2 separate regions of the Homo sapiens genome follow, and region 2 is linked to region 1. The links are chromatin contacts, found by Hi-C in ENCODE. All regions are on one chromosome and are shown on one strand. Each heading gives the region's core, a stretch centred on a gene start or an enhancer-like site at or near the end of the contact. The rest is flanking DNA. Distances are from core to core; before and after follow the strand shown.

Region 1 (6,372 bases), core at 2,503-5,002:
GGCAGAGGACGAAGGTGAAAGCAGAGGATAGTAAAAACAACAGCAAGAACAATTCTGAGAGGGGCACAGAGCTGAAATGTGTCCCTATGGCGAGCCACAAGTAGGGCTAAGTCACATGGGGCCTTGTGATACATGCTGAGAAACCTGGGTCACATTGTCCTAAGTCCACAGACAGCCCCTGCCCCGGGGGTAATGAGGTGATCAGATGTGCCTTTGGGTGACATCACTCTAAGCGCTATGAGGTAGGTGGATTGTAGGGAGCTTGAATTGATATAGGCTGTGGGAAGCTCCTGGGTGAGAAATGGGGGTAGCCCCACCAAATGTATGTTCATTCTACTGAGCTAGACTGCCCATCTAGCCTATTTCTTTGTACTAATATTAGTTATATTCAATACTCTCCATAGCCCGGACCAGACTGTAAACTTATTAAAGATGGACTTATTCATCTTTGAGTTCCCCACTGAGTCTAGCACCATGGCTTCCTCGCAAATTGTGAGGGCTGAGGAAAGTCTTGCAGCATTGAGCTCTTCCACATCAATGTCTAAATTTGCCTACCACTTAAAATATGCCCAGTATCAGGTGCTCCTCTTAATTATTCATGCATAAGCTCAGAAGATTAATTACACACGTATTTGTCACAACAGTAAAAAGCTTGAGGAACTTATATCATCAGCGAGAACCGAGCGAACACGAATCTGAGTAGGTAGAAACATTTGCTAAAAAAAACTCAAGGCTATCCTACAAGTGGATTATTTCAGATGCTAAAAATAAAGGAACTAAAATAACCTTAAGTCAAAGGGTTACTTTGGCTGAAAAATTATTTTGAAGAAGAACAAATGAGGATGCCCTAAGGAAACTAAGAAAATTATTTTCTACCTTCCCATGGGAGCACCAGATAAAGACACACACCTTTTCATCATACCAGCACCATCAGACAACACAACCCAGTCTCTCATTTAGTGCAAAAAATAAATAACAACAGGTAAACTGATCTGAGAATATGATGACATCAAGTCTCCAATTCAGGTAAATTATTCAATGTCTTAACATGGCAGAATTTTAGTTAAGTATAAATGGCTGTACTAGTGCAGTATTTCCAAATCAGGTTAATTCTAAATCATACAATACATTTTTTAATTTGCTGATAATTGGAAACCAAGTCTACATAACTCCAAAGCTTAGGATTTGCCACAGCTCAAGAAAAGACTGCAGTAAAAAGGAAGAAGTGACACCCTGAAAGCCCTCTGCTTCAAAAACGAAACACAGTTATGGGAAGGAGGTAGCTTGTAATTCAAAGCTTATGAATCTGCTAGTTTAGGGGGAATTTTCCGACCTCATTTATACCTTGCATGGCTTAAGGTTCTGGTCCTGTTTAATCTCTGCAGTTTTTAAATCACTTTTCTAGTTCCCTGTAAATCAACCATATAAAGACAGGAAGATAGGTGGATTTCTGAATGATTGGCCTCAAATCTAGCTTCCCTTTGATAAGCAGCTCACAAAAGATCTGAAATGAGATTCTGATGTTTAACATTGCATAGTTTTGGAATTTTAAATGTGACTGAAATTCATTCTTGGGTATGAGGGTGTTAAATTGTTATTTCATTATTGTTCAAAGCTGCTAGAGTACGTAATGATTAACAAATATAATATTCTCCAACTACGGAATCCAGCTCTCACAGTCAGCAAATGATTGATCACTGTCTGGATAGCAGAAAACAGATTTTAAAACATAGATTGCATTAAATAAAGTACTTAATGAATAATTATTTGTATTACTTCTGGATAAATTGCTTGGAACTCAGAGCTTCCTCTTACTGTGAGAATTAAAAAAGAATTAAATTCCTATACCATTCCACTTAATAGAAACTGCATGCCCACATTTTAATTTATGTATCTATTTCTAAGTAGCAGTGAGGTAAGACTTGTTGCCCACATGTTCAAGGCCTTGAAAACAGGCCCCATGCTCTTCTCATGATCATAGAAAGAAGAAATATCCTTTGCTTGAAAGGAACAGAGCTGGAATCTTAAGGATAAATAAAAACTCAAGAGTAATATAAGTCATTTTATTTCCTTATTTCACTATCACCCAAAATAATCTTTTCCACAACCAGAGCACAGATCCCTAATAATTACATCTTAAGAGAAAAGTCCTAATCCTTTCTGTTTCCAAGCAAACGATTATTTCTCTGCAGTGTTAACTTAGTAGAGTCAATGCTGGTGTTTGCCTTTGGGTCTTAATTTCTTGATGAGGAACACAGCCTAAGTTACTACTTAATTACCTCTATTTTTTCTGGTGCTGTTAGCAGAACAGAAGCAACCAACGATCCCGCAGACGCCCCAGCGAAGGCTTTGACATCCTTCACAAGTTTTTTGCCATGTCTGCAAAGTGCAGATGCTGCCCCCAAGTGGTAAATGCCCAGAAATCCACACGCTGCAAATGATAGGTTGATGTGCTTCATTCTAGCTGTAGCACTGGCAATACAAAAAACAAAAATGCTGTAAGTTGGAATAGTTTATCCCACATACTGTGTAGTCTTATGTTGATCATCGTTCCAAGGCTTTCTTCTAACATCATTCTCTGTTTTAAGCACAGTGGTTTCAATTAATTCTAATTAAACACAAGAATCTTTCAAGGAAACCCTTTCTTTCCCTCCTCACCTTGACCCAAGTCTTATACATTAAAACAAAACAAAACAAAAACATTCCACATTTATTCGGTACATAGATTATGAATCTACGATTTAATTACTTGGCAGGAAACAGACGTATAAATTCCAGTTGACAAGGGCATTTGGTCTTTTCTCTTGACCCTTTGAAACGTTTTGCGGGTGGGGGCGGCACTACCATTATGAAACAGAAAATTATTAGAGACCGTATCAAATTCCAAATGAACAATACATTTGTTCTTGGTAAGTGTATCAGAAGATTTCAAATACAGTTCCCTACTCCCCTTCCCAATTTCTATTGTGAGCACCCATGCTTTTATGAACGCCAATACAATTACTCAGTAACGCAATAAGCAATCACTCAACAATGCAATACATTTCTTTGCCAAGTATCTCAACACAAACTGAGGTCATGCCTGGTGAAGGCAATTTAAGGCTCTATGAAATGTCAGCCACGCCACTTTATACTTGGAACACATCTAAATACAAAATTACATGTTTTCCTATGCCTCAGTGCGCACAATTTGCCCAAGTGAATGAAATTGTGCCTCCACAAGGCTGTCCATTCTGAAGGTCTCAGGGTTTCCTTGGGGGCCCAAGGGCCCCATTCAGGGACCCCAAGATGAGGCACATTACAGGGCCTCGAATTTAGGGACCTAAGACCGCCTGTTCCTGATGCACCCGGCCAGGCCCTGTGAGGGCAGGTGGCTCGGCCGCCGCAGGCTGCGCTGGCGTCCGCGTAGGCTGAGTCCCAGTCATCGATCCGGGGTCAAGCCCCAGTTTTGATTCCACTTCTGCAAATGGGGACGGGAAGGGGGTTGGGTGTGTAGCAACCAGGCGGCCAGGCCCAGCCAGCACAGGCTCAGTGCCCTCCCGCGGCTTGGAGGCCGGCAGGGCCGGGGTGGTCCCCGCATCAGTCCCGCAGGAGCACACCCTTGCTGGGCCCCAGGGCTCCGTACCAATGCAGCCCCGGGACACTTCCGTGTTGAACGAGTCCCTTTAACCAGATGGCGGGGCCGGGCCGTCACTCAACGCCATTCCGCCACCAAGGCCGCGCTACGCTCTCCGCGAGCCGGCCCAGGAAAGTCCTGCGGCAGGGGTTGGTACCGCCTCCCGCGCAGGTATGTGACGTCATCGCGCCGACGAAGGCGCCCGCTAGGCCCCGCCTGCTCTATTTAAACTTCTGGACTCAACCTGGCCGCTAGACCGGAGCGTCCTCCAGCGCAGGCAAGGATTCCTCGTTTAGAGTCATGTTATCTTCGAGTACCTAGAGAGACATTTTAACCCACACCCTAGAGAGGCGTTGTAATCCTTACGTGTCTTTTAACGCTACTTGGCCCTTACCTGCGAGCAACTGACCTTTAATAATCCTCATTTTCTGTGCCCCGGAAGTGCCTTACCCTCTTCGCGTCTGTTTCCCGGAAGTGGTTCTTCTCCCTCTCCACCCTTTCGCCCGCCTGGGCGGTCCAGCTGCCCCTAGGGGCCAACTCCAGCGGCTATTTTGGGGCTGGACATCCCGCAGCTTTTCAAGGCGTGCCTTTGGTTTTTTTAAGAAGTGCTATCTAAAGGAAAAGCTGGACTATGACTCTGGGGAACTTTCATATCCTCAGTTGACCTTAGGCTGTGTGACCTTGAGCAGGTAGCATAACCTCTCTGAGTTTCCCGCGTGCCTTATGTGCAGATTGAGATGCTAAAATGAGAGAGCTAAATTGGAAAGCTTTTTCCACATAGGGGGCCGTGAGCAGGTGGCTGTTTTGTCCTCTGGCACCTTTGGCTCAGACTTAAGCAGCTTCAACGACCGCCAAGATGCCTGCCATGCCCACCAAGATTTAAAGGACTCTGATAATTCTTTCTCTCCCCAAACGGTGTTTTCCTTATCTAATCCTAATAACCAAGCCTGGAGGAATCCCTGACTTCGTGATTGAAGGCTCTCCAGGTCCCCTAGTTTAAGGGCAGAGATTTACTTTCTCTGAGGCTACAAAGGAGCGTCTGCGAGAATGTCTCTACCTTAGACAAAACAGGGAGGAGGGGTGGAGCTCTCCAAATTGCCTCTGGTTTGGGCTTTTTCTTTCTGTTTTGGTGTATCGTCTCTGGCCAACAACACCTGTGAGTCCTTGATGTGACGATTAGGGAAGATGTTTTTAATTCACATAACTATTCTTTAGAGAAAATTGATCCTGAAACACCTTATTGCCTTATCGTAGAATGACTGCATTACTCAGAATTCTTTACCTCTACCGGAATTTAGTGAAGGGAAGGCACAACGTACATTAGGAAAATACAGGACACACTCCAGTCCTTAAACCTTCCACAATCTTCTAGCTCTTTAAGGTCGAGTGTGATCCTCCCCAGAACTGCATCTTCCAGGAAGCTCATGAGAAAGGAAGGATCCCAGGTCCCATCTCTGATCTGAGTCGGCATCTGCGTTTTAACAGAATCCTGAAGCAGTGGTCTAACTCCTTTGGTGGTGTTATTGTTTGCATGTATACCTCCAAAATTCACATATTGAAATACTAACCCCCAAGGTGATAGTATTAGGAGGTGGGGCCTTTGGGAGGTAATTAAGTCATGAGGGTGAAGCCCTCATGAATGGGATTAGTACTCTTAGAAAAGGGACCCCAGAGAGGTCTCTTTCCACCATGTAAGGATAAAAGTACACGGAGAAGATGGCAATCTGCAAACTGGAAAAGGGCCCTCCTCAGAACCTGACCATCTTGGCACCTTGATCTCAGACTTCCATCTTCCAGAACTGTGAGAAATAAATTTCTTTTATAAACACTCAGTCAATGCTACTTTATTATAGCAGCCTGAATGGATTAAGACAGGTGGTCTGGTTTAAAGTGATGTGGTGGCATCAGAAGTTTAAGGAGAGACTGGATTTACAGAACCAGAATCTGGGATGCTGTTTACAGAGCAAGTTATTTCCTGCATTTGGACACTGTCAGCAGGTCGATTCAGGAGACAGGTGAAAACTTTATCACCGGGCAGCCTGGATGAACACCACAACTTTGATATCTTTCACTTAAAGGAAAGATAAGGGCATCCACTATTTCTACACCTGGCTGGCAGAGTGAGAGCTCACCAAAGGTAAGTCTCTTTGGAGCAGCAAAATGCTCCATAATTTAACTCTTAAAATTTTAAATTTATTTCCTCCTTACTCCCTTCAATCCCGTATCATATCTCCATGTAACTAGTTAAAAGTTCAGCTCTCAGCTGGGTGAGGTGGCATGTGCCTGTAGTCTCAGCCACTCAGGAAGCTGAGGTGGGAGGATTGCTTGAACCTAGGAGTTCATCTTCAGCCAGAGCAATGTAGTGAGACCTCATCTCTAAAGAAAAAACAAAAAACAAAAAAAGTTCAGCTTTCTAATGTAAGGAAGGATATATTCATTCACATTTGTCTTTGTCATCTCATCGCCAAGCTTAGCACTTGGCCCATAGTATATGATCAATAAATATTTGTTTTGGATGTTGGATTTATGTAAATTACCATTGTGATCTGAATATATAGTAATTTAATTGCTCTTTGAAACTTTTTTTTCTGTAATTAATTTGCTTATTTTTGCTCGTCTATTTTCCTTAGTAATTTAGTTTCAAACGGGTTTGTTTATTTAGCCATTTACGTAATTATTAATCATCTGTTGTATAGCAAGTGTTACGTTGGTACAGGGCATACACAGTTGAAAGAATTCAGCCCTTATCAGGGATG
Region 2 (6,372 bases), core at 2,376-4,875, 1.2 Mb before region 1:
ACATAGAAGCTACAATGTTTCACATAATGATCTACCCACTTAAGTGAAGAAATAAAATATTACTAACAACTGCAGTCTCCTGTGTATACTTTTGCAACCAACCTTCACTCCCCTCCACCTTGTAGTAATTCATCCCTCTCTTGAATTAATCTTTTAATCTGTTCCATGCACTGCTTTATACTTTTACAATAGTGTTGTTCACACTCCATTTACACACTTGATGTGTACAGCTTTCCAAATAGGGAGGCCAAATAGGGAGGATTGCTTGAGCTTAGGAATTTGAGACCAGCCTCGGCAACATAGTAGGACCTCATCTCTACTAAAAATTAAAAAAAAAAATTAGTTGGGCAGGGTGGCATGCACCTGTTTTCCCAGATACTCAGGGTGTTGAGGTGGGAGAATGACTTGAGCCTGGGAGATTGAGGCTGCAGTAAGCCATGATCATGCCACTGCACTGAAGCAACTGATCAAGACTTTGTCTCAAAAAAAAAAAAAAGAAGCAAGAAAAGGAAAAAAAATCTACTCCATTAAGGTATTTCTAAACCAATAACGACACACTTCATTTGTAAATGTTCATTCCTTCATTCAAGAAAAAAAAACATTGAAAACTTTATTGAGCTTCTAGTATATTCTAGATGAGAAATATAGTGAAAGAATAAGAAAAAATTTAAACTCGTATCCTCAGTGAATTTTGTATTATACTGAGGGAAGATACAATGAACAATCAATATGAAAAATAAATAAGTGGTCTAGTAGACTGAATAATGCCCTCCTATCCCCAAAGATATCAGGTCCTAATACCTGGAACCAGGAAAGGTTACTTTATATGAAACAGGCTCTTTCATACTTTATATGAAAAATGCAATTATGGATTTTGAGGTAATGGAATTATCCAGGTGGGCCCTAATATAATCATGTGTATCCTTACAAGAAGAAAGCAGATATTATTGCACATATAGCCAAAGAAAATAAATCATTCTACCATAAAGACATATGCACACATATGTTCATTGCAGCGCAGTTCACAATAGCAAAGACATGGAATCAACCTACATATCCATCACTGGTAGACTGGATAAAGAAAGCATGGTTCATATGCACCCTGGAATACTATGCGTCCATAAAAAAGGATGAGATCATGTCCATTGCACCAACATGGATGGAGCTGGAGGCCATGATCCTAAGTGAAGTAACACAGGAACAGAAAACCAATAACTGTACATTCTCAGTTATAAGTGGAGCTAAACATTGAGGACAGATAGACACAAAAAAAAGGAGAAATAGACACTGGGGCCTACTTGAGGGTGGACAGTGGGAGGAGGGTGAAGATTCAAAAACCACTTATCAGGTACTATGCTGATTACTTGCATGATGAAATAATCTGTATACAAAACACCTGAAACTCACAATTTTCCTAAACATACCTGCACCTGTAACCCTGAACCTAAAATAACAGTTTTTTTAAAAAAGAGGAGGCAGAGAGACATCTGTCACACACAGAGGACGAGACAATGTAGAGAAAAAAGATCTGTGTGCTGTGCTGATCTTCAAGATGGGATTCAGGCTAAAGGAAGATTTAGATTCAAGCAAAGGAAGGCCAGCTACCACCAAAAGCTGCACGAGATAAGGAAGGATCCTCCCCTAGAGGCTTCGAAGGCAGCTCATCTGTTCTTGATTTCAGACTCTGGCCTCCAGACCTATGAAGAAATACATTTCTGTTGGTTTTAAACCATGCAGTTTGTGCTGATTTGCTAAAGCAGCCCGAGAAAGCAAATACAGTTGGCAAGAAATATTATGAAGAACATTAGAGGGGAGTAGCTAGTGCTTGGGGTAGGGAGTTGCAATTTAGATAAAGTGGTGAGAGAAGACTGCTCTGAGAAGGCAACGTTTGAGCAAAGACCTCAAGAAGGGAGGGGAGGGGATTGTTTCTAGAACCTGGTAATAACTCTGGGAGAGCTTTGCAGTGAGAGTGAGCAGCAGGTATTAGGACCCTGAAGGAGGAGCATTCCTGGAATGCCCTAGGCACCCAGAGTGGCCATGGATGAGGGAGGGAGGGAGGGAGAGTAGTAGGAGGTGGGGCCACAGAAGTGATGGCGGGGACCCATCTTTGCATGTCACTGCAAGGTTCTCAAATTTTAGGATGCAGGAGAGGGGTATCGTAGGATATTGAGAAGTATCCCTGGTCTCTGCCCAAAAATGCCAGCAGCACCACCCACCCCATTTCCTGTTTCCAGGTTGGGAGGTTGGCACAACTTTGTCTCCTATTTTAAAAGGATTACTCCATCAACTGGGTTTAGAATAACCTTGAGGGCTTTGTGCTGTCGATGCGAGCACTGAAGCAAAAAATACAAATAGTATTACTATTATCCTGAAAGACCCAATGGTAGCAGTTTCTAGAAGGTCATGATGAGATTAATGAGAAGAGGTCATATTCTGGATATGTTTTTAAAGTTCAACAGGCAGGACTTAATGAACTGGATATGAAAAAAAAGGAGTAGATGAAGATGCCATCATGGCACCCTAGAAAACCTTGGACAATGCTAGCAGATGCAGGTGCAGGCAGTGCTTGATGCAACTCTTGGTTTCTCATATCCCAGGGGGTGTGGTTGGTCCCCCAGTCCACATCATCTAATTTAGTCCATGTACAAGAGTTCTTAGACACTCAGAAACACACACAGTTTCTAGAACTGAGGACAATTCTACAGCTTACAAAACCATCATGGATGATGGGCAACAATGTAATGGAATCTGTTGGTGCCATGCGTGTCGATTTCTGAGAAGTGTTGTGAAGCTTTATTGGAACTCTGGTCATTATTGTCTTCTTTTCTAGATGAGTAGTTCCCAACTCTGTCTGCACCTTAGAACCACCTGGGGAGGCTTAAAGAATCCTGTACCCCAGCTGAATCCCACACCAATGACTTCTAAGTCTCCAAGCGTGGAATCCAGGCATATGTATTTTTGAAAGTTACCCTTAGATTTTTCCTAAATGTTTTGAGCAACTGTCCATTTTCTCTTCATCTTTATCCCATAAACTAGTGATACTCTACAGGGATTATTCTTTCCCTAGGGACATTTGGCCATGTCTGGAGACATTTTGGGTTGCAATAACCCAGTTAGCATCTGTTGGGTAGAGACCAGGGATGTTACTCAGTACCCGACAATGCACAGCACAGCCCCTACCACAGAGAATGACTTCACCCTCAAATGTCAAAGTTGAGAAAACCTACCCCAAACCCTCAAATGTCAAAGTTGAGAATGAGAAAACCTGCCTCAAACCCAGGGAATTTGATTACTGCATTGATGGGTTCATTAATCATTGCCAGACATTTTTAAATGCCTTTCCTCTTTTTTTCGGTGCTTTTGAATTTAATTGACAAATTGAAGGTCGCATGGGAAGACAGCAAAGAAATAGAGGAAGAGAGAGATAGAGTACAAACACCTGCGTTGAGTCACCATTTCCTGCAGCCCTGAGTGCCTCTAGTAGCTAGTGAGGGGGACAATTAGCAGTTTTTGAGAGTGATGAGAACAACTATTTGCATGTTCTTTTCCTTCCTGAATTGTGTTTGTGAGAGCTAAGTTAATCATCTGATAGAGCCACATTCACACGCCAGGTGTTGCGGTTGAACACCAATGTCTGTTTCTTCAAGGTTTCGAAAATGGTTCACGGAAGGGCCTGCTTTTTGCTGAAATCGTGCACATGGATGATAGGAACACTTCCACTCTCAACAGTCACATGGCATCCCTTAGGAAGCTGCAGTGACCTAGAAGCCATCAAGGACAATTTCCTGAAAGGGGTTTGCTTTTCTGAGTAACCGCTTCCTGAGCTTGCTTCTCTGTTTGTGGGACCTTATTTTTCAGACTGGCTCAAATAGGTTATCAATTCGGAGTAACATTGCTCCTCTCCAGGGACATTTGGCCATGTCTGAGGACATTTTTGGTTGTCGCAACTGGAAATGGCAGAGTGTGTGTGTCGGGGGTGCTGCTAGCATTTGTTGGGCAGAGGCCAGAGATGCCACTTAACATCCTACAAAGTATAGGACTGCCCTCCACAATAATGGTCCAGCCCCTGATGTCAATAGTGTCAAGGCTGAGAAGCCCTAGAAAGAGAACAGTAGGATAAAGAAAAAATGAATGAACTTACAAATAATTTCCACTATGTGATTTAGATAGAGGCACAAATATTCCCTCTCTTCTCCAAATATTTCCTCCTTCATCTGTTGATCTTCAAGGGAGTTTTACTGTAAAACTTTGAGCTTGTCTTCATGTTCCAAGAGGGATGGAACCTGAGCTAAAATTTAATACCTGGCTATTTTTGGAGTAGTATTTTAGTTTCTAGAACCTGGGAATAGGCAGTGCCCAACTGATGCTCTTCTCATTTATTTATTAGCCTACTAAGATTTTGTGAATGGTTACAGTAAAGACAATGGTCAAATTTTATTTATCGCAGAATGTCTCTGTCATGTTTGATCATAGACACCTTTAGCAGGGTAATTTTTACTATTCCCTATTCCTTTAGGGTGATCAACTCATCCTGGTTTGCCCAATACTGTCACAATTTCAGGAGTGAAAGTCCTATATCCTGGCAACTTTCCGTATTGTGGGGTGGGTGGTCACCCTGCATTCCATGGAATTGGTTTTCCAAGTAATAATTTTTGTGAAATGCAGCACTGGTGTTTGTTATTTTATTTTATTTATCTGGTATTTTATTTGGTATTTGGTATTTTCCCAAAGGATAACTTGGTAATTAGCATTCTCCCATTGGGAAAATAATTGATCAAAAATCTGTTGTCATGGAATAGACACTTCTTTGTACACATGGTTGGACCTTTAACTAGGGAGACAAAAGATTATATTTTTAACAATTAAGGATACCTATTTTATAGAGTTGTTTCTGAATTATTCCAGATTTTTCACTTCAATATTAAATTTATTTTTATCAGATTTTATAAAGCTCAAGGACCATTAGAGATGTCCCTAAGAGTAAGGTTTTTGCAAATTTAAAGAATCTGTTTTTGCGTGCCTGTCAGTATTGTAATCACTTTTTCCTTTTCCAACATAAGATCATACATTAAATTTAAATAATAGCCTTATTAATAATTGGAACCCACTGCAGAGATCCCTGAGAAGGCCCAGAGGCCACATGTTGAGCCCAAGTGAGTGCATTCATTGAAATGTCATGTCAGTAATACCAAGAGGGCTGATAATGATACACCCTCTCGTGCTCCTCATCCCACACTTTCACGACATCTTATCAACGAGTTCTAATACAATAAACTTACATGCACTTGATAGAATAATTGCCATTTTAATTTAAAAACTTGGCAGAGGCCAGGTGCGGTGGCTCACGCCTGTAATCCCAGCAGTTTGGGAGGCTGAGGTGGGCAGATCACCTGACGTCAGGAGTTCGAGACCAACCTGGCCAACATGGTGAAACCCCATCTCTACTAATAATACAAAAACTACCCGGGCGTGGTGGGGCACACCTGTAATCTCAGTTACTCTGGAGGCTGAGGCAGCAGAATTGCTTGAACCTGGGAGGTAGATGTTGCAGTGAGCCAAGATCGCACCACTGCACTCTAGCCTGGGCGACAGAGTTAAGACTCCATCTCCAAAAAAAAAAAAAAAACTCGGCAGAGACTGAAATTGTTTGTACCTCCAAGTCTTAGTTTTCCTCTGCAGCTCTAAGCCAGTGGAAAATTGACAAATTCCAACACAGTTTTTGAGAATTATCTATGTGACTTCAAACGTGTTAGTTTACATTCCCACAATGGATTCACACATGCATACATATGGCAACTGTTGCATATGTAAATGAATGCATCTATAGGAAGTCAATAGGAATTCAATATATCTTTGTATGTGAATTTAATCGAAACTGATGTGTCTGTATATGCATATATACATATATACACACATTTATACATATAGACATACATAGGCACACATGAATATACATAGATAAGATAGATATAGATATATAGAGGGATATATAGAGATAGATGGTGGATGAATAGATAGGTAAAAACAGATATAGACATATGTAGAGAGATACATAGGTATACATAGGTAGGTAGGTAGATAGGGAGGGAGGGAGGTAGATAGGTATAGGTAGGTAGATAAGTTGATTGACTGATTTCATGATACATCCTGGAAAGTTACATACAAGTAAATTCCTAATATCAACTCATTTTTATGCCATTTTTTCTCCTCAAAGTAGAATACTACATGCTTGTATAAAGATTTCTCTCTTTTTAAATCTCTCTCTCTCTCTCTCTCTCTCTTTCTTTCTTTCTTTCTTTCTTTTTCTTTCTTTCTTTCTTTCTTTGATGGAGTCTCACTCTGTCGCCCAGGCTGGAGTGCAGTGGTGCAATC

Evidence for each region. A loop is a pair of places that touch in the nucleus more often than their neighbours do. Pooled maps may share reads with other maps.
Region 2: a map of B cell shows a loop between it and region 1 (13-fold over the local background). The contact joins the enhancer-like site here to the promoter of PNPLA4 in region 1. A Hi-C loop is called at or near these places in 2 of 168 maps with a recorded cell type or tissue (B cell and GM12878), 23 of 37 single-sample maps with no recorded cell type and 9 of 50 pooled maps.

What each region holds. Positions count from the first base shown.
Region 1 is chrX:7,923,661-7,930,032 of GRCh38, forward strand. It overlaps PNPLA4 (patatin like domain 4, phospholipase and triacylglycerol lipase), which reads right to left and starts at 3,753. Exons shown (of 7, transcript NM_004650.3): 1 at 3,626-3,753; 2 at 2,280-2,472. The coding sequence starts at 2,459. LOC107985675 (a long non-coding RNA gene) reads left to right here and starts at 3,840. Exons shown (of 5, transcript XR_001755784.2): 1 at 3,840-5,753. RefSeq lists a silencer at 2,188-2,482 and enhancers at 2,459-2,508, 3,171-3,400, 3,631-3,870, 3,891-3,940, 4,281-4,360.
Region 2 is chrX:6,735,551-6,741,922 of GRCh38, forward strand. It overlaps a transcript of PUDP not described here. Among named protein-coding and RNA genes, the nearest start is that of VCX3A, 200 kb to the left of the region's middle. Within about 2 kb of position 3,626, at least 4 of the 41 ENCODE cell types and tissues checked have a DNase peak (open chromatin) inside an H3K27ac peak, as active enhancers do; they include B cell and GM12878, where a contact is called at or near this core.